Linked DNA regions of Homo sapiens: region 1 is linked to region 2. Evidence: chromatin loops called from intact Hi-C (ENCODE). Cell type or tissue: heart right ventricle. All regions are shown on one strand. Each heading gives the region's core, and the rest is flanking DNA. Links, peaks and the distances in the headings are about the cores only. Region 1 overlaps SLC60A1 (solute carrier family 60 member 1). Region 2 has its middle 7.1 kb from the start of ELK4.

Region 1 (6,432 bases), core at 2,266-4,765, 49 kb before region 2:
GTGTTGTAAACAAGCTTCAGGTGGAATTTAGGCCCAGCTGTTCATGCCACTAGTGACCTCTGTTACATTAGTTAGCACCTTTTTCCAGAAACTTCTTAGGATTATATTAGGGCAGTCGTGAATGGCTGATCAACTGATTGCCATATGATGACCTCTCCAGAGAAAAAGCCCTAAAAACTTAGATGACCTGGTGGAAAGTACTCGTGACAGTACTGGTTGACTTCCAGCACTGGGTGTGACCTCGGGCAAGTCACTTCTGTCTGCTTTCTCATCTGTAAAACCAGATGCTTGCACACACCTTTTTTTTTTTTTTTAAGTCATGTTCTGCTCTGGTTGAAGTGGGGAGCAGTGCCTGTCTGCCCAGGCCCTGCGGGCACTCCCATGGAGATCCAGAGCCACCTCTCTGGAACCCCTAGGTCTCCACAGTGCAGTCTGTAAGCTAAGGCACCCCAGCTTCTGTCCTCAGCTTGAGCCAAGTGTGTAGTGTGGCCTTGACTCCAAGCCCAGCCCTGGCTGAGCCTCTGGGAGTGGGAACAGGCAGTCCTCCCTCTGCCCTCCCCACACCTGCCCAGCCTGGGCTCCCTTTGTGAGGGTCATTGTCTGGCTGGGCTGCAGGTGTGCTCAACAGCGCCCGGTCTCTCCACAGGGTGCCTATTCCGCCTTCGTGTACAGCTATGCTGTGGAGAAGCCCCTGTCTGTGGGACACAAGGTGGCTGGCTACCTCCCCAGCCTCTTCTGGGGCTTCATCACACTGGGCCGGCTCCTCTCCATTCCCATATCCTCAAGAATGAAGCCGGCCACCATGGTTTTCATCAACGTGGTAAGCAGCTGAATAGCCTCCTCTCTCTTCTGAGAGACCCAGGAGAAGCCGCCTCCTCCTGGCCCTACCCCAGGACGTTTGCCCAGGCCTACATTCTGCCAGCAGGATGGGAACTCAGGAGTAGAGGGAAGAGAGGAGAGAGAGGATGACGAGGAAGGGGTGGGAGCCTGGGAGGTGGAGCCTACCTGGGTGACCATGAAAAGTCCCTTCCCCTCTCTGGGCTGCTGATCTTATACCCTTAAAACATAAAAGGAAAGGTCTGTAGGAGGTGCTGGCTGCAGTGTGTGGAGCCCATCCCAGCCAACAACTGGCTATGAGCGTGAGGAAAGCCAGTGCTGGCCCTGGTCCTCCTGTGTTTACCTTGGTGCCCAGCTGCTCAGAGCCCTCCAGTCAGTGGAAAGCTGTGGAGGCCAGGGATCCCACAACCGTCGGAATCACTGCCTCTGGGCTGGGGCCTGGGGATTTGCATTTGGTAGCTCTCCTAGGTGACTCTTTTTTTTTTTTTTTGAGATAGGGTCTCCCTTTGTCACCCAGGATGGAGCACAGTGGTGTGATCTCAGCTCACTGCAACCTCTGTCTCCCAGGTTCAAGTGATTCTCCTGCCTCAGCCTCCCAAGTAACTGGGATGACAGGTGCCTACCACCATGCCTGGCTAATTTTTGTATTTTTAATGGTGATGGGGTTTCACCACGTTGGCCAGGCTGGTCTTGAACTCCTGACCTCTTAATGATCCACCCGCCTCGGCCTCCCAAAGTGCTGGGATTACAGGAGTAAGCCACTCTGCCTAGCGCTAGGTGATTCTTAAGTAGGCAGGACATGGAGGATGACCTTCAAGGAACTGATCTGCCTAGGAGGCAGGAGGTCTGGGCCTGAGCAGTGGGTTAAGACCCTTGCCTTGGTGTGTCCATCCAGGTCACCATCCATGACACAGGGGTCCACATTACAGACTTCTGCCAAATTGTCTAGTCCAACCTCCCATCAGGCTTGAGCCACCTCTATCTATAACATCCCTTCCAAGGGGTTCACTGTCTGCTTAAACACCTCTAGTAACTGCAACTCACTACCTTTCCAAGTAGCCCAATGAGGGTACTAAGTCCAGGTAAGAAAGCATTTCCTTGGTTGAATTTCTAGCAGAGAGCGGGTTTGGACATAAGGTTGCAGTTTCAGAGACAAAGATCATGATCCCCAAGAAAGGCCTTTGGATTTGACCTCGTGCCAGTTGACCCCCAAGAAAGAAATTTCAGTTCAATGTAGATGGGAGGTAGGTGATAAACCCAAACGCAAGAGGTTGAGGGTGAGAGGGAGATGAGCAGTGGAGGAATTTGCATTTCTCTTTGTAAATATTTTTGAGTTGAAGGGAGTTGTGTTCTGCAGGACTCAGGGTGGTATGGGCCTGCTTATAGTAGAGGATAAAGGGAGGACACCTATTAGGAGGAGGAGTCTGTGAAAATACCATTGTGAGAGAGTAACCGAGTGAGGAAGGCCCTGACAGAGGGGAGGTGGGATGGAGAGCGGGAGTGGAGGAGGCTCTAAGCTCAGCAAGGAGGAAGGCCCCTGTCCATGGAGTTGGGGCGAAACGATGTCAAAGGGGAAAGGTTCCAGAAGAGGAAGGGCACAGACATGGGGCCAGCCCTGGCTTCCCTGTCTAGGTCAGACACAAGGCCAATTGCTAAGACAGAGGAGAGTGGGTGGAAATCTGGGTTTGGGAAAATAAAGGTCTGAAGCATCCACATATGTTAGGCATTGCCCATAGACACTCACCTGGAGTGCTGGGTTTTAAAAAGGAAAATCAGGTTCCTGGGCCCAACCCAGACTGAGTGAATCCGAATGTCCAGGAGGAGGCATAGCAATCTATAAATTAAACAAATACCCCAGGGGAATTACATCATCCAGCAAGCTCAGGAAAACACTGTCCTAGAACAAGTGACTCCCAAATACATTAGATTCACTGGAGCTGCTTTTTGAAAATAGGATCATGAAAAGGCCAGGCGCGGTGGCTCACACCTGTAATCCCAGAACTTTGGGAGGCCGAGGCGGGTGGATCATGAGGTCAGGAGTTCGAGACCAGCCTGACCAACATGGTGATACCCCATCTCTACTAAAAATACAAAAATTAGCCGGGCGTGGTGGCGCCTGCCTGTAATCCCAACTACTCAGGAGGCTGAGGCAGGAGAATCACTTGAACCTAGCAGGCAGAGGTTGCAGTGAGCTGAAATGGTGCCACTGCCCTCCAGCCTGAGAGACAGAGCAAGACTTCAAATCAAAAAAAAAAAAAAAAAAAAAGAAAGAGAAAATAGGATCATGGACCCCTACCCCAGAGATTCTAATTTAGGAGGTATGGAGAAGAGCCTGGGCCTCTGGGTTGTTTTGGAAGCTTTCCAGCTGCTTTTGTGGGCACCCTGTTTGGGAACTGCAGCTGAGTGGCCCTGAGCAAGCCTCTCCTGTGTAGATGTGAAGTGCCTGTGTCATATTCACTGTGACTACTTCCGAGTATTCCTCTCTAGGTTAAATTAATGGCCACCCTGTTCTCAGCATTCTCCTGGAGCTCAACAGCTACTTCCTGACTTAGTATGTTTGTGCTATGTGCAAAGCCCTGCTGCAAACTGCAGGCCGCCAAGTTCTGGAAGACAAGGTTCTTGCTTCCAGGGAGCTTACGGCCGGCCAGAGGAGGGCAGTGTGCCCCAGCACAGATGGAGGGTGAGGGTGTAGGCAGTGGGGATGCAGGCTCAGTACCAGACTGAGTCACTGGCTGAGGCAGGGGCCACACTGCGTGGGAAGAGAGTTGGTGGAGCTGATAGTTCGTCCTGGTTAGTCTTCTATCACCAAGGCTAAAATAAGACTCGGGTGTCTTTCAAACTTCCCCAAATTTAGGGATTTTCAGGGTGACGGTCTTTGAGGCATGGCTGGAAATGCATGTGGTTTGTACATGGGGTAGCCAGGTGGAAGAAGAGGAGCAGGAGTGGCGGCTTCCAAACCCCGGCATCTGTCCCAGGCTCCTAAGTTGAACACTGAATATTAAGAAGGTGCCAGCCCCTGAAGGCAGGAGGTGAGCAGGCCTGGCTGAAGTTCAAAGGCCCGTGTTCAAAGGCCTGGGTTAGGGGCTAGGAGGCTAACTTGGGGGGAGCACGGTAGGCAGGGTGGGGGATCGGGAGCAGAAAAAGATGAGGATGGGGAAGTAAACAGGGGCTACATCCTCAGGGTTTTGTAAGGTGGGCTTTGAATTTTATTCTAAGTGGGCAGGAAGCCAATAGGTTTTAAGCAGGTCTGCGTTGCATTTTCTTTTTTCTTTTTATTTTTTTGCATCTCACAGATACATTTATTCATGCTATGAAGTAAACGACACTTATACAGGTGCCCCGTGATGTTTCACATTTCCATCTAACATAGCTTGCATTGCATTTTTAAAATTTATTATTGTTTTTTTTAGAGAGACAGGGTCTCACTATGTTGCCCAGGCTGGTCTTGAACTCCTGGGCCCAAGCGATCCTTCCTGCCTCAGCCTACCAAAGTGGTAGAACTAGACAGGAGCCACCATCTCCAGCCACTTGCACTGCATTTTAAAAGTGCACTCCAGTGTGGAAGAACAGACTGTAGCTGGCAAGAGTCAAACACAGACTGTCTGTTATTGTAGTCCAGGCGCAAGAGGGAGGTGGCTGGGATGGGGTGGTCTGGATGGATCTGGAGCAGTACAAGGATCGAACATGTTTTTTGAGATGGTGTGGACAGGACTTGTTGCTGACCCAGGTGTGGGAGGTAAGGAAAGGAGGAATCAAGGACCTTAGACACAGGACTTGAGCAACTGCATGACTGGGATGCCCTCACTTGATGTGTGCAGGAGTAGGATTGGCAGAGGAAATTAAGAGTCTAGTTTGGGCCACATGGTTAGTCATCCAGGGACTGACTATATCCAAGGGGCAGCTTTAGGTGCAAGTCCGGAGTCCTGGACACAGCTCATGGCTAGAGGGATAGATACAAGCATGCCTGCTGTAGAGGCAGGTGAAACGTGGAGCAGGGCACTGCGGACATGGAAGAGCCAGAAGAGAATCCTGGGCCACCCCAACATTGAGAGAGTGAACAGAGGGGAAAGCAAGAACAAATGGATCTCAGGGACCATGTTCTGTGCCAAAGAAAGACATGACCTTTGGAACCATAGTTATGCTATGACTTTCATATTTTTACTGCATGAAAGAAGTCTTTTGTCTTTCCATTTCCATTCTGAAGGGAATGTGTTTCTCTCCTTCGGCCACTGTTTTGTGGCTGATCCCTCCCCAGGGAAGGAAGTCTGTCTGGGTAAGGCCTCTGAGCCTCGAGACCACCTTCCACCTAACAGATCCTGTGGCAGAGACGGAAGGGCTGCTAGAGGAGCGTAAAGGCCTCAAGGATTAGGAGCACCGGCTTTGATTTTCCAATTGGAGCAACTCTCCCAGGATCGGCTCCCAACCCTGAAAGTCTTTCCTTTCTGCATGCCCAGAAGTGGAGGGGTTGGGAGCTGGATGAGATTTCTTGCCTAGCTCTATAGTCTGTACTTACTTTTTAAAGAAACAGATGTCTTCATCCAGGAGATTTTTACCTCAAAGCCATAGGCTGCTATAGAAGATCCTTATCTCCTGAGACGTCTAAGAAAAGCCCACAGAGAAACACTAGGACTCATATTTGTCTGAAGCACCACAGTTTACAGAGCCCCTTCATCTGTATTATTTCACCACCACTCTTTAGTGTGGCTTTTGTAACTATTCCTATTTTGCAGATTAGGAAGTTAAGAATCAGAGCAATCAGCTACTTCTGGGTTCCACAGCTGGTAAAAAACACATCGGGACTTCCACCTGGGTCTTCTGACCCCAAATCTTGTGCTGCCTGGGTTTATTCCCAGATACATCTTGCACAGAAGTGACTCAATGCAGACATAAAAACGTGTTTAAAGAACTTAGAAATATGGTTATATTAACAAAAACATGCCTGTATGACAGAGACCTTTACTGAACTAGAAAGATTTGGCTGGGCGTGGGGGCTCATGCCTGTAATCCCAACAGTTTGGGAAGCTGAGGCAGATGGATTGCTTGAGCCCAGAAGTTCAAGACCAGCCTGGGCAACATGGCGAACCCTTTCTCGACTAAAAATACAGAAAATTAGCAGGCGTGGTGGCACATGCCTGAGGTCCCAGCTACTCAGGAGGCTGAGGTGGGAGGAACGCTTGAGCCCTGTAGGTCGAGGCTGCAGTGAGCTGAGATTGCACCACTGCACTCCAATTTGGGCAACAGAGTGAGACCCTGTCTCTCAAAAAAAAAAAAAAAAAAAGGAAAGAAAAGAAAGATTTCTGGGTCTCCAACCATAGGTTAGCATCTGCCCATGGGAATCTGAGCCAAATCTGAGGGTGCCAAGCTGACTGCCACAGCCACTGACCCTCTCCCTGGGTGGCTGGCTAGGATTCCCAGAGGATGGGACCCTGCTGCCACCACCCCTCTTCCCCTGCTATCTGATGGCTTCCTGTCTGTGCACTCTTGGCTTTCAGGAGAAGAGAAGCAGCTTCTCACAAAGAAACAGAGACTCTCCTACCCCCAGGGCTGGCAGGGCAGAGAGAGCTGATGAAATTGGCTTGGGTGGAGTTCCCGCGG
Region 2 (11,687 bases), core at 3,216-5,715:
GATGTTACCTTTCCAAAATTAGTTTTACCAAAGCATGCAAACATATTAAGACATGTTTTATAAGGAACATGCAGTATCTGAAAAGCACTAGCAGTCTTGGCCCCTAACATAAAATTTTCCTTGCAACAAGTTCCATCTTGGAAACCAAGAAAAAAAAAAGTATTAAGGTAGGCTGTTTAGGATACACCTATTGGAAACATTTGTTTATAAAAAGATTTCATTTTAAAGCCCCCTACCAAGAACAGTTAAGGGTTGTGGAGATCTGCACACTACGCTGCTCTGTTCAAACTGGCAGTAAACATCTGATTCGGCCTTAGGGCCAGTAGTTGTGTCATATCCCTTTTAGACTGAGCTTACGGCATTGTCAATTGCAGTGTATTTTTGGAAAACAGCCTGCTTTGGGAGTTCTTAAATTAGTCATAGCAAATCTGTCTGCTTTTAAATTGACTTTTTTTTAAGGCGGTACATATTGACAGAAGAGAAAGGAAGAAAAGTGGATTTCTAATTAGAGAACTTGAGGGGAAAAGTTAATTAATGTGCCTGGTTTTCCCACTCAAGATTCTATAAATACACAATCTCTCTCCATGGTTCCTCACACAACAGATGGTTCTGTTTGTGCAAACTCCATGGTAGTTACGTTGGTCAACCAAAAAGACTGCTTTTTCGTTATCTTGTTTGGTCACTTTCCCACCAGATAGATGGATTCCTGATCTTAGCCTTAGTTACTCAGAGCCATCCCAAAGAAAATTTGTAGATTTTATTACAATGTTTATTTATTTTTTTGAGACAGAGTTTCGCTCTTCTTGCCCAGGCTGGAGTGCAATGGCGCAATCTCGGCTCACCGCAACCTCCGCCTCCCGGGTTCAAGCGAGCCTCCTTCCTCAGCCTCCCAAGTAGGTGGGATTACAGGCATGCGCCACCATGCCCGGCTAAATTTTTTTGTATTTTTAGTAGAAATGGAGTTTCTCCGTGTTGGTCAGGCTGGTCTCGAACTCCTGACCTCAGGTGATCCGCCCGCCTCGGCCTCCCAAAGTGCTGGGATTACAGGCGTGACCCATCACGCCTGGCTTAAAATGTTTAAATATGTATTTTCTACCTGGCCTGCCCTAGATTTTGTTTTTTGTTTTTTGTTTTTTGTTTTTTTTTTTGAGACAGAATCTCACACAGTCACCCATGCTAGAGTTACAGTGGCACAATCTCGGCTCACTGCAACCTCCGCTTCCCGGGTTCAAGCGATTCTTCTGCCTCAGCCTCCTGAGTAGCTGGGACTATAAGTGTGCACCACCACGCCCAGCTAATTTTGGTATTTTTAGTAGAGACGGGGTTTCACCGTGTTGGCCAGGCTGGTCTCAAACTCCTAACCTCGTGATCCGCCTGCCTTGGCCTCCCAAAGTGTTGGGATTACAGATGTGAGCCACCGGGCCTGGCCTAGATTTTTTTTCTTAATCACTGCAGTTAACTCAGCTCTGCAACCCCTTGCCCCTAATTTAATTACATTTCCTATCCCAATAACACCTAGTTATGATCATTACTTCTCAAGGCAACTTCCTCTTCCCTCTCTTTATTTCACTGCTTCATCATTACTCCCAGTCACTATCCCTTTTTCCTAAAGAAGTGTTTCACGGATTTTTGACTGACTAAGCAAGCATGGAGCCATCCAGTTGCCTGTTACGTCTTTCAAGCAATATCCTGTAGCACGTGACATTAAGAAGAGATATCTTTTAAGTCAAAGACAGCACCCACAACCCCAGGTGGGGACAAGTGTGGAGCAAATTGCAACATGACTGAGAAGAAAGAATAAAAATCTGGGATATCTGGGTTCTAGCCTTTGGGTCTCCCTAAACTCAAAACTTGAACCTCCTGAGAAAATCCTTGCGACTTACCCTTTCTGGGTTTCACTTTCAACATCTTTAGAAATAAAAGAGACATACCTTTCACTTCATGTCTGTAATGGATAGACTAAAAGAAAAAGGCAGTAGGCTGGTTGTGGTGGCTCACACCTGTAATCCCAGCACTTTGGGGGGCTGAGGCAGGTAGATCACCTGAGGTCAGGAGTTCAAGACCAGCCTGGCCAACATGGTGAAACCCCATCTCTGTTAAAATACCAAAAAAATTAGCCAGGTGTGGTGGCAGGCACCTGTAATCCCAGCTACTCAGGAGGCTGAGGCAGGAGAATGGCTTGAACCCGGGAGGTGAGGGTTTCAGTGAGCTGATACCGTGCCACTGCACTCCAGCCTGGGTGACAGGAGCGAAACTGCGTCTCAAAAAAAAAAAAAAAAAAAAAGCGGTTGATCAAATGATGCTTTGAACTCTTGGTAAATAGCCCTATTGCTGTTATATTTGTGTGGACTGAGATCTTAGATAGAGGTAAAGTTATCTTTGAAAAGAAAACTCTGGCTAGCTGTATATTGAATCTGGCAGCACTGGCAACCCCTACTACCTGTTAAGGTCCTAAACTTTACCAAATATAACCAGTAAACGTTTCATCCCCAATAATAAGGCTTTTAATCAGAGGGTATTAAGGGTCCGGAGAAAACCCAATCTGAAGGTCATTGAACAAGGTACTTGTGGCCTCTAGACTGTGAAGTAAACTCATGGCAACATCTTTCAGGACTAGCTGTAATCTCCACACAATACATTGTTTTTTCAGAGAGGACATGACGAGACATGAGTTATTGCAATTACCGCCTGAGGCATAGCAACTGTCTAATATGTTTGATGACCTGTCACAAACACAGGTCAGAAAATAGCTTCATATAATTTTCATTCTTGATCTCTACACCCAGTCTACTTATTTTCTTTTAATATTTTTAACCTCAAGTAATTTTATTGGTCTTTGATAAATGTATTATTTCTAGACTTATAAAAATTGATATGGAATATGTAATAGAGAAAGAAGAGAGAATATATCAATTTTTTTTTGAGACAAAATCTCACTCTGTCACCCAGGCTGGAGTGCAGTGATGGGATCTCGACTTACTGCAACCTCTGCCTGCCGGGTTCAAGCGATTCTCCTGCCTCAGGCACCTGAGTAGCTGGGATTACAGGCGTGTGCCACCATGCCTTGCTAATCTTTGTGTATTTAGTAGAGACGGGGTTTCGCCATGTTGGCCAGGCTGGTCTCAAACTCCTGACCTCAGGTGATCTGCCCACCTTGACCTCCCAAAGTGTTGGGATTACAGGCGTGAGCCACCTTTGGAAAAGGTGTTCCTTAATTGATAAAAGCTCATGAAATCTGCCTTTTGTATAATTGTTTAAGATTCTGGTGTTTGGACCAGCTCCTTGCAGAATACATATTGCTCTGAATTTTAAGCCAAAATAATTTTTCCTCTCTGGTGTATTTTATAATCACTGTCTGGAAAAAAAACTTCTTCAATTAAAGTTAATTAAGGAAGCACCAATATATGATACTATGCTGTTATTACAGAAGAAACTCAAAGAGCATTTGCTCTTCTAGGAATTCTGAGTCTTGAATTGGCAACACTGACACCCTCAGCGACCATCATTGCTGTCCACGACTTCCAGCATTTTCAGAATTCTTTTGCTATCCCGTTGACATGAACAAAGAATTCAGCTAAGGATTCAGAAATGATGGGAGAGGCAGTCAGGCTGACAAACGAAGATATAAGTGCAGCTCTGAGCAGGGTTTTGTGTTGTGAGGGAAGTAAAATGAGGGTTTGGAGAGAGTAAAATTACCACCTCCCACTGCATTAAAGAACATTTCCTGGAAAGGGTGGAGTTTGAAAGACTTGGTGCTAATTCAAAAAGATGGAATGCCATCTTTTTTTTTTCCTTGCTTTATATATCCAGCAGCAAAACAAAATTGTTCTGCTGTGCTAGAAAATTTGGCTTGTGAGTCGTGTACACAACTCAGGAGTGTGACACAGCTACCAGCTTTCCTCCTAACTCTCAAGGGAAGAAAATTCAAGTTCTGTCTAGGCTCACTCTGTAAAGTGGGAAACTTGCTGGTTTTGTAGGCTTTTTTTCCCCTTCTTTCCCTCTCTCAGCTTCTCCCTGCTTCTCAGAAGATGGAGTTGTGATGCCTGCAACTTACCAAATTTATCTATGAATCAGATTCCAGTGGGAGACCCCTAAAGCAGAGGGAGAATAAGGAGTTCTCCCCATGATGGAAAATATCCAAAGACAAGGTTTCATGGAGCAAAGAATTCTGGCTAGATTTGGTTTGTAAGTGGATCCCTCCCCACTGTGTGTACACTTTATCTGTCTCTTTGCTTCTTCCCCACCCTCTTTCCCAGCTCTCTCTCTGTCTCTCTCTTGTTCCCTGACCCTTTTTTCTTCCTATGCATACTTTTTTCTTTCCCTTTTTAATCTCTATATCTTAATCCTACCAATGGCCCTCTGAGAATTTATTAGCCATGATAGGGATTCTTAGGCCTGAGATTTCTTATCAAAAAATATTTTTAAAGCATTAACCGTGTGCTGAGCTCTGTGCTGGATACTTTAGGAGATTCAAAAATAAGACCAGTCTCTTCTCTTCAGAAGTTTCCAGTAGATAAAGGGGTAACATCACTATAATATAGGAAAGAGTATTTAGTGGAGGTAAAAACTACGAATGTTGAGAGTGTTGAGAGTAGGGAGGAGAAGATCAGGAGAATCTTCGTGTTCCCACCAGAGAACCAACCTGACCACTCCAGGGTATGGTATTCAGGCATTTGGCCTGAAATGTCTTCTTCTTTACTCTCTCCCATCTGACTGTCTCCTACTTTAGGGCTCAGCTTAGATGTCCCCGATTCCAGGAAGTCCCCTAACACCCTAAACTAGGTTTGGGACTTTCCAGTGTCTCCCATCATGTCCAGTACTGGTCCTTGCAGCACTCTCCACACTGACTTGAAGTTTCTTACTTGTCTCTTCAAGTGTTGGAAATGAGTTCTGGAGAAGAGAGCCCAGGTTGTTTACCTTTGCAGCACAGTTGCAGAATAATCCCTGCCCCAGGAGTGGCTCAGTAAAGGTTTATTGAAGAGATCATCCAGGAAAAGGGAATGGCATGGCAGAGCTCAGAGGCACAAACTGCCTGGCATAGAGATTTGCAGCGTGGCTTGCGCTGGAGTCCGTTTCGTCTGCCTCTCCACGGCCTTTGCTTCACCCACTACTGCCTCTCTTACGTTCGGCCTCTCACCTCCCTCTCCTTCTGCTAGTAAACATGCTCAAGTCCCACCCATTTAGAAAACTTCCCCCTTCAAGTATTAGCCTTTCCTTCTCTTTAGTATCAAACTTCAAAAAATAATGGTTTCTATCTCCTGCCTACCCATCCTCACCTTCTGCTTACTCTTCAGCCCGCTGAATCTGTCTGCTGTCTCCACCACTGACTTTTCCGTAGTAAAGGCTACAGCTATCCTGATTGCCAAATCTCACATTCCCTTTTCAGGAACTGTCCCGTTCGCCATCTTCGGCTGTTCCTCAAGACCAGTTTAGATGTTGCCTCCTTAGGTACACATCCCTGACCTCCAGAGCAGACTTAGCTGTCCCTTCCTGGCACCCTCTCGGAAACACTCTCTTCTCTTGGCCTCTGTGATTCTTCTATCTCCCTAACCAGTTTTTGTCTCTCTTTTGGGACTTCTCTTCTACCAGCTCTGAAAGAAAGTTCTGTCCTTGCTTCAGGTTTCTATCTTCGGCCTGTTGTCCTTCAACACACTCCCCATAAGGGACCCCATTCTCTCCAAGCCTTCGTTCATCACCCAGATGCTAATGAGCCCTAACCTTTATCCTGTCTTCTGTGAACTCTGGATCCGTTTCCAGTGTCCTACAGGATTTCTCCACCTGAATGTCCTCATGACACTTCCATCTCAGAATATACAACTTGAACTCATTACTTATACCTGCCACACCAAACCCTTTCCCAGTTTCAGTTGATCCCCTTTCCCAGTTTCAGTTGAAAGCGTTACCCAGACACCTCAGTCATCCTCAACAATTCCTTCTGCCTCACCCTCCACAGACAATTGGTCACCATGGCCTGATGCATGTACCTCTAGAATATCTCACATTAATCTGTTCCTCATGCCTGTCCCCAAGGCTCTCATCATCATCTCTCTCTCTTTTTTTTTTTTGTTGAGACAGAGTCTTGCTTTTTTTGCCCAGGCTGGAGTGCAGTGGTGCTATCCTGGCTCACTGCAACCTCCGCCTCCCAGGTTCAAGTGAGTCTCATGCCTCAGCCTCCAAGTAGCTGGGATTACAGGTGTGTGCCACCACTCCCAGCTAATTTTTGCTTTTTTTTTTTTTTTGGTAGAGACAGGGTTTCACCATGTTGGCCAGGCTGGTCTTGAACTCCTGGCCTCAAGCAATTTACCCACCTTAGCTTCCCAAAGTGTTGGGATTACAGGTGTCAGCCACCGTGCCCAGCCTGTCATCATCTCTTGCTAGGACTATTGCAGTAGCCTTCTAATTTGTCTCCCAATAACAAGGCAATCCAGCCCATCCTCCACATTGCCACATGGAAAATTTCTGAAGTACACATTTGATTGTGTCACTCAGCTGTTTTAAGAGTAGCCAGTGATTGATTTCTCTGCTGCTTCCAGGATCAAGTTCAAACTGTAACCTGAAAGACCTGTAAGCAGCAAAGTTTAAAGGCCATATCACCTTCCACTGTTCCCTACTTTCACCTTTCACTGTCTAGCTCTTTTTAAGCCTAATCCCCTCCTTCATAAACTATATCCCCTGCAAACACATAAAGCATTTTCAGGACTCCAGCCTTTTGTTTATATAGTGCTCTCAGCCTGGATTGTCTCCTCTATCCGATGAGATTCTGAAAAACTAAATGCTGTGTCAGTCATCTCTGTATATCCAATGGGTCCTTGCCCAATGCCTGGCATAAAATAGGGACTTAGTAAATTTTGAATGATTAATTCCCACTTCAAGGAAGACTCAGCTCTCAAATGTTATTTCTTCCCTGCTTCCCCTGACCACCTCCCACCTCTACCCCATTAGATGTGATTGTTCTTCCTGTGGGAATGTTCCTATTTATTTAACAAATATTTTGTGAGTTCCTGCCATACACCAGGCACTGTGCTAAGAAAGAGGAATATAAGATGCTTTCAGGGCCAGGCACAATGGCTCATGCTGGTAATCCCAACACTTTGGGAGGCCGAGGTGGGCAGATCAGTTGAGCCCAGGAGTTTGAGACCAGCCTGGGCAACATGGCAAAACCCCCTTTCTATTAAATACAAAACTTAGCTGGGCATGGTGGCATGTGACCGTAGTCCCAGCTACTTGAGAGGCTGAGGTAAGAGGATCACCTGAGCTCAGGAGGTAGAGGCTGCAGTGAGCTATGATAGTACCACTGCACTCCAGCCTGGGTGACAGAGTGAGACCCTGACTCAAAAAAAAAAAAAAAAAGAGAACAACAAGACATTTTCAGTTAAGGGTAATAGACTGATAAGTAATCATTTATAGCACTGTATGAATTTGACTTCTCTAGGAAACTCATATAAGTGGAATCATTAGTATTTGTCTTTTTGTGACTGGTTTATTTTACTTGGCATAAATGTCCTCAAGGTCCATCCATGTTATAGCAGGTGTCAGAATTTCCTGATTAATACTAGAGACTCACTTTTATAGCATACCTGTTTGTTTTGCCTAATTTTTTTTTTAATAGAGTCTCACTCTGTCGCCCCGGCTGGTGTGCAGTGGCACGATCTCAGCTCACTGCAACCTCTGCCTCCTGGGCTCAAGCAATTCATCTACCTCAGCCTCCCAAGTCGCTGGGATTACAGGTGCCCACCACTGCGCCCAGCTAATTTTTGTATTTTCAGTGGAGACGGGGTTTCGCCATGTTGGCCAAGCTGGTCTTGAACTCCTGACCTCAGGTGATCCGCCTGCCTCGGCCTCCCAAAGTGCTAGGATTACAGGCATGAGCCACTGCACCCAGCCTGTTCTGCCTAATTTTTTTTAAACCATGCATTAATGATGAAATAGTCACCGCTTTCATGACAGCTTTCCTTGCTCTCCAAACTGTGTATTATTACCATCTCTTCTGTATTCTAGGAGAGGAGGAAGAGAGGTGTATATGCCTCTTTATAGCCTGTGTAACATTCTGTTTTGTATTACAGCCATGTTTGTACTTGGGATGGGGACCTTAGCATCTCTTGTTGAACAGAGCGCTTTATACACAACAGACCAACACGTTTGGTTGGATGAATGGTCATATTCAACCTCTTCAGATGCCACTATTCATGGCAATTGACCATTGTCCACAGCCTCATATCAGAGAATCTCAAGGTTAAAAGGTGCTTAAAAATAATGTAGCCCAAGCATCCCTTAATGCTTCAATCTCCTTCACAACCCTGCACCAAACACTTATCCAGCCCATGTTCCAAAACCTCCAAGGCAGAACCCTTCACCCTTTGCCTACCAAAACCTGTATTCCTGTAACCTCTCCTGGCCCCATTCTGATCTCTGGAGAACATAGAACAACTCCATCCCTTCCTCCTCAGAGCAGCCTTTTCAATAGCTGAAGACTGCTCTCAAGTCTCCTGGGAATCTCTTTGCCAAGCTAAATATATCTCCATCCTCTAGTGAGAGGATTTCAAGAACCTTTACTATCTTGCCCATTGCCCTTGCTCTAAATAGGAGGTAAAATGACAATAATGGCCACATTGGGCACAGCATGGTTTTCTGTTGCAAGCTATCGACCCCAGATTGAACAGTCATAAGCTTTATGTAAGCAAAAAGAAAAAAAGTTTTACATCAGGTTTGAAAATAGGCTGCCAGTTGCCTCACTGCTCCAAACACCCTGCTGCCCACTTTGCCACCAGCTAGCAGGTGAGATTAGTGGATTGTGCAGTGGGAAGAGCCTTCCTCATTGGGCCTGTTTCCTTTTCTGTAAACTGAGGGAGTGGTTTGATCCCCACTTCCACAACACAACCAGGAAAGGGGTGGCATGCCTAAAAATGTCATTGTAAAGAAGATGCGATGCAGTGCTACTGCTAGAAGACTATTTGCAGAAATTTTCTACCAGCTAACTGAAATTAAGCATTGGGCCAGCTCTAGCCATTCATCCCTCTGGATGTGTACTGTTGAATTAGTTTCCCAGCGTAACATAGACTGCAGTGGTCTGGGCCAGCTCTCAACAGAGTAACAAGGAGGCAAGGTCTTTGGGCCTGCCCTGTCCCTCCTGTACCCCATCTCTCATTGTCCTGAATGCTCAGTTTCAAGAACCAAACTATGCTCACTGTGGATAGTTTGCTTCTGTGCATCTTTGAAACTCATTGATCAGGGATCTCCGAGAGGATAGGGACTGTATCTGTCTATTCACCCTGTACCCCTGCCTTCCCCCATTGCACCTTGCTCTTCAGAAAAAAAAAAAATTCATCCAACTGTTTATATTTTCGTGTGAATTTATGTCAGTGCATTATTTTCCCATTTTAAGTCTTATTTCTAATTATGGTCTCCAATTAAGGGGATTCCATCCTCAGCTAACAGGTAAGATTAGTGGATTGTGCAGTGGGAAGAACCTTCCTCATTGGGCCTCAGTTTCCTCATCTGTAAACTGAGAGAGTGCTTTGATCCCCAGCTCTGGTATCTAAGGATTGATGATTTATTTGGTGTTAGTAAATAAACCTAGGGGCCCTCTGTGCACTCCCAAACCCCTGGGCCCCCATCAAAACACTGTCACCTTGTATTAGGATCTCCAGATAAATAGAACCAATAGGGTTTGTGTGTGTGTGTGGTGTGTGTGTAAAGAGATTTATTACAAAGAATTGGCTCACACTTATTGAAGGCTGACAAGTCCCAAGTCCCAAGATCTGCAGGGTAAGTCAGCAAGCTAGAGACCCAGGAGAGCCTGTGGTACAGTTCCGGTCCAAAGGCTAGCAGTTACAGACCCAGGAAGAGCCAATATTTTAAGTCCACAGGCAGGAAAAAGTCAATATCCCAGTTTAAATGCAGCCAGGCAAGAGGAATTCTGTCTTACTCAGAGCAAGGATCTGTTTTGTTCTGTTCAGGCCTTTACTGATTGGATGAGGCCCACCCACATTATGGAAGACAAACTGCTTTACTCAGTCTACCGATTTAAATGTTCATCCCATCCAAAAACATCCAGAATAATGTTTGACCAAATATCTAAACATCCTGTGGCCCAGTCAAATTGACACATAAAATTCATCATCATACCCTTAGAGGTAGGTAACAGCCACTCAAAAGGCCTGGCCCTGTCGTGAACAAGAGAGGTATCAGACAGGCAAGTTCTTTGAACTCCTGGATATAAAGGCAAGGCCCATCCTTGGTCTCCGACTCTATCTCTTCCCCTAACACCCCTGCCCACAATTCCTACAATTTCTTTCCACTGCCATTCACATCTTTTTTTTAAGATGGAGTTTCACTCTTGTCGCCCAGGCTGGAGTGCAATGGTGCGGTCTCGGCTCACTGCAACCTTCACCTCCCAAGTTCAAGCGATTCTCTTGCCTCAGTTCCCTGAGTAGCTGGGATAACAGGCACCTGCCACCGCACCCAGCTAATTTTTGTATTTTTAGTAGAGACGGGGTTTCACCATTGTTGGCCAGGCTGGTGTCGAACTCCTGACCTCAGGTGATCCGCCTGCCTCGGCCTCCCAAAGTACTGGGATTACAGGCGTGAGCCACTGCGCCCAGCTATTTTTTTTTTTTTTTTAACATTAAGAAAATTTTAAGCCAAGCGCGGTGGCTCACGCCTATAATCCCAGCACTTTGGGAGGCCAAGGCAGGCAGATCACTTCAGGTCAGGAGTTCGAGACAAGCCTGAACAACTTGGTGAAACCCCATCTCTACTAAAAATACAAAAATTAGCTGGGCATGGTGGTACATGCCTGTAATTCCAGCTATTCGGGAGGCTGAGGCCGGAGAATGGCTTGAACCCAGGAGGCAGAGATTGCAGTGAGCCCAGATCACACCACTGCATTCCAGCCTGGGTGACAGAGTGAAAACTCTGTCTCAAAAAAATAAAAGAAGAAAAAGAAAATTTAAAAGGATTTTTAGGAAAATATTACTTATAAAATTACTAGATATTCATAAATTAAATAAAATTATTCTTTTTATAGCACACTGAAACAAAAGCCACAAACTCATCTGAAAAACTGTGAAACCACTCATCATTCATAGAGTATTACTAAACTGAATCTAAAGGTCAAAAAAAAGTACTGCAGTAAACCACATGATACGCAAAAGTAAAACACAACTTTTATCTTAGGCCCAGCCACCTGATATTAGAAGCTGGAGCGTTAAGCTGAGGTTGTCCACTTGCCCAAAAGAAATACAGTTTTCATTTGCCCATTCATTTTGTTTGCCCAATAATTCATTTAAACAAACAAGCAAATGTAATGAGCACCTACTATGTGTAAACACAGAGCTAGAGTGGGGGCAACACAACAATGAATAAGATGCAGCTTTTCCCTGGAAGATCTTGGTGGAGGACCAGATTGCAAATTCTTGCCTGGGCTTCAGAAATCAATTTAGTATCATGGCTGGGCGTAGTGGCTCACACCTGTAATCCTAGCACTTCGGGAGGCCGAGGTGGGCAGATCACCTGAGGTCAGAAGTTTGAGACCAGTCTGGCCAACATGGTGAAACCCCATCTCTACTAAAAAAAATACAAAAATTAGCCAGGCGTGGTGGCACGTGCCTATAATCCCAGGTACTGGGGAGGCTGAGGCAGGAGAAATGCTTCAACCTGGGGTGGGGAGCTGAGGTTGCAGTGAGCTG

Evidence for each region. A loop is a pair of places that touch in the nucleus more often than their neighbours do. Peaks named below come from ENCODE experiments on the same cell type or tissue, not always from the same donor. Only the 100,000 strongest peaks of a DNase experiment are listed, where the experiment ranks them.
Region 1: a loop joins it to region 2, with 3 times the contacts of the local background. A loop is called at or near these places in 92 of 110 quality-filtered maps.

Annotation. Positions count from the first base shown.
Region 1 is chr1:205,585,388-205,591,819 of GRCh38, forward strand. It overlaps SLC60A1 (solute carrier family 60 member 1), which reads left to right. Exons shown (of 10, transcript NM_181644.5): 6 at 647-820. All of the region lies in intron 1 of LOC124904491 (a long non-coding RNA gene), which reads right to left. Among named protein-coding and RNA genes, the nearest start is that of SLC60A1-AS1, 19 kb to the left of the region's middle. RefSeq lists enhancers at 355-404, 884-1,674. In heart right ventricle, for the core only: CTCF peaks have their summits at 3,456 (motif pointing right) and 3,658; no DNase peak of the experiment used is centred there.
Region 2 is chr1:205,633,276-205,644,962 of GRCh38, forward strand. No RefSeq gene overlaps it. Among named protein-coding and RNA genes, the nearest start is that of ELK4, 7.1 kb to the left of the region's middle. In heart right ventricle, for the core only: no CTCF peak of the experiment used is centred there; no DNase peak of the experiment used is centred there; H3K27ac peaks cover 1,250 bases.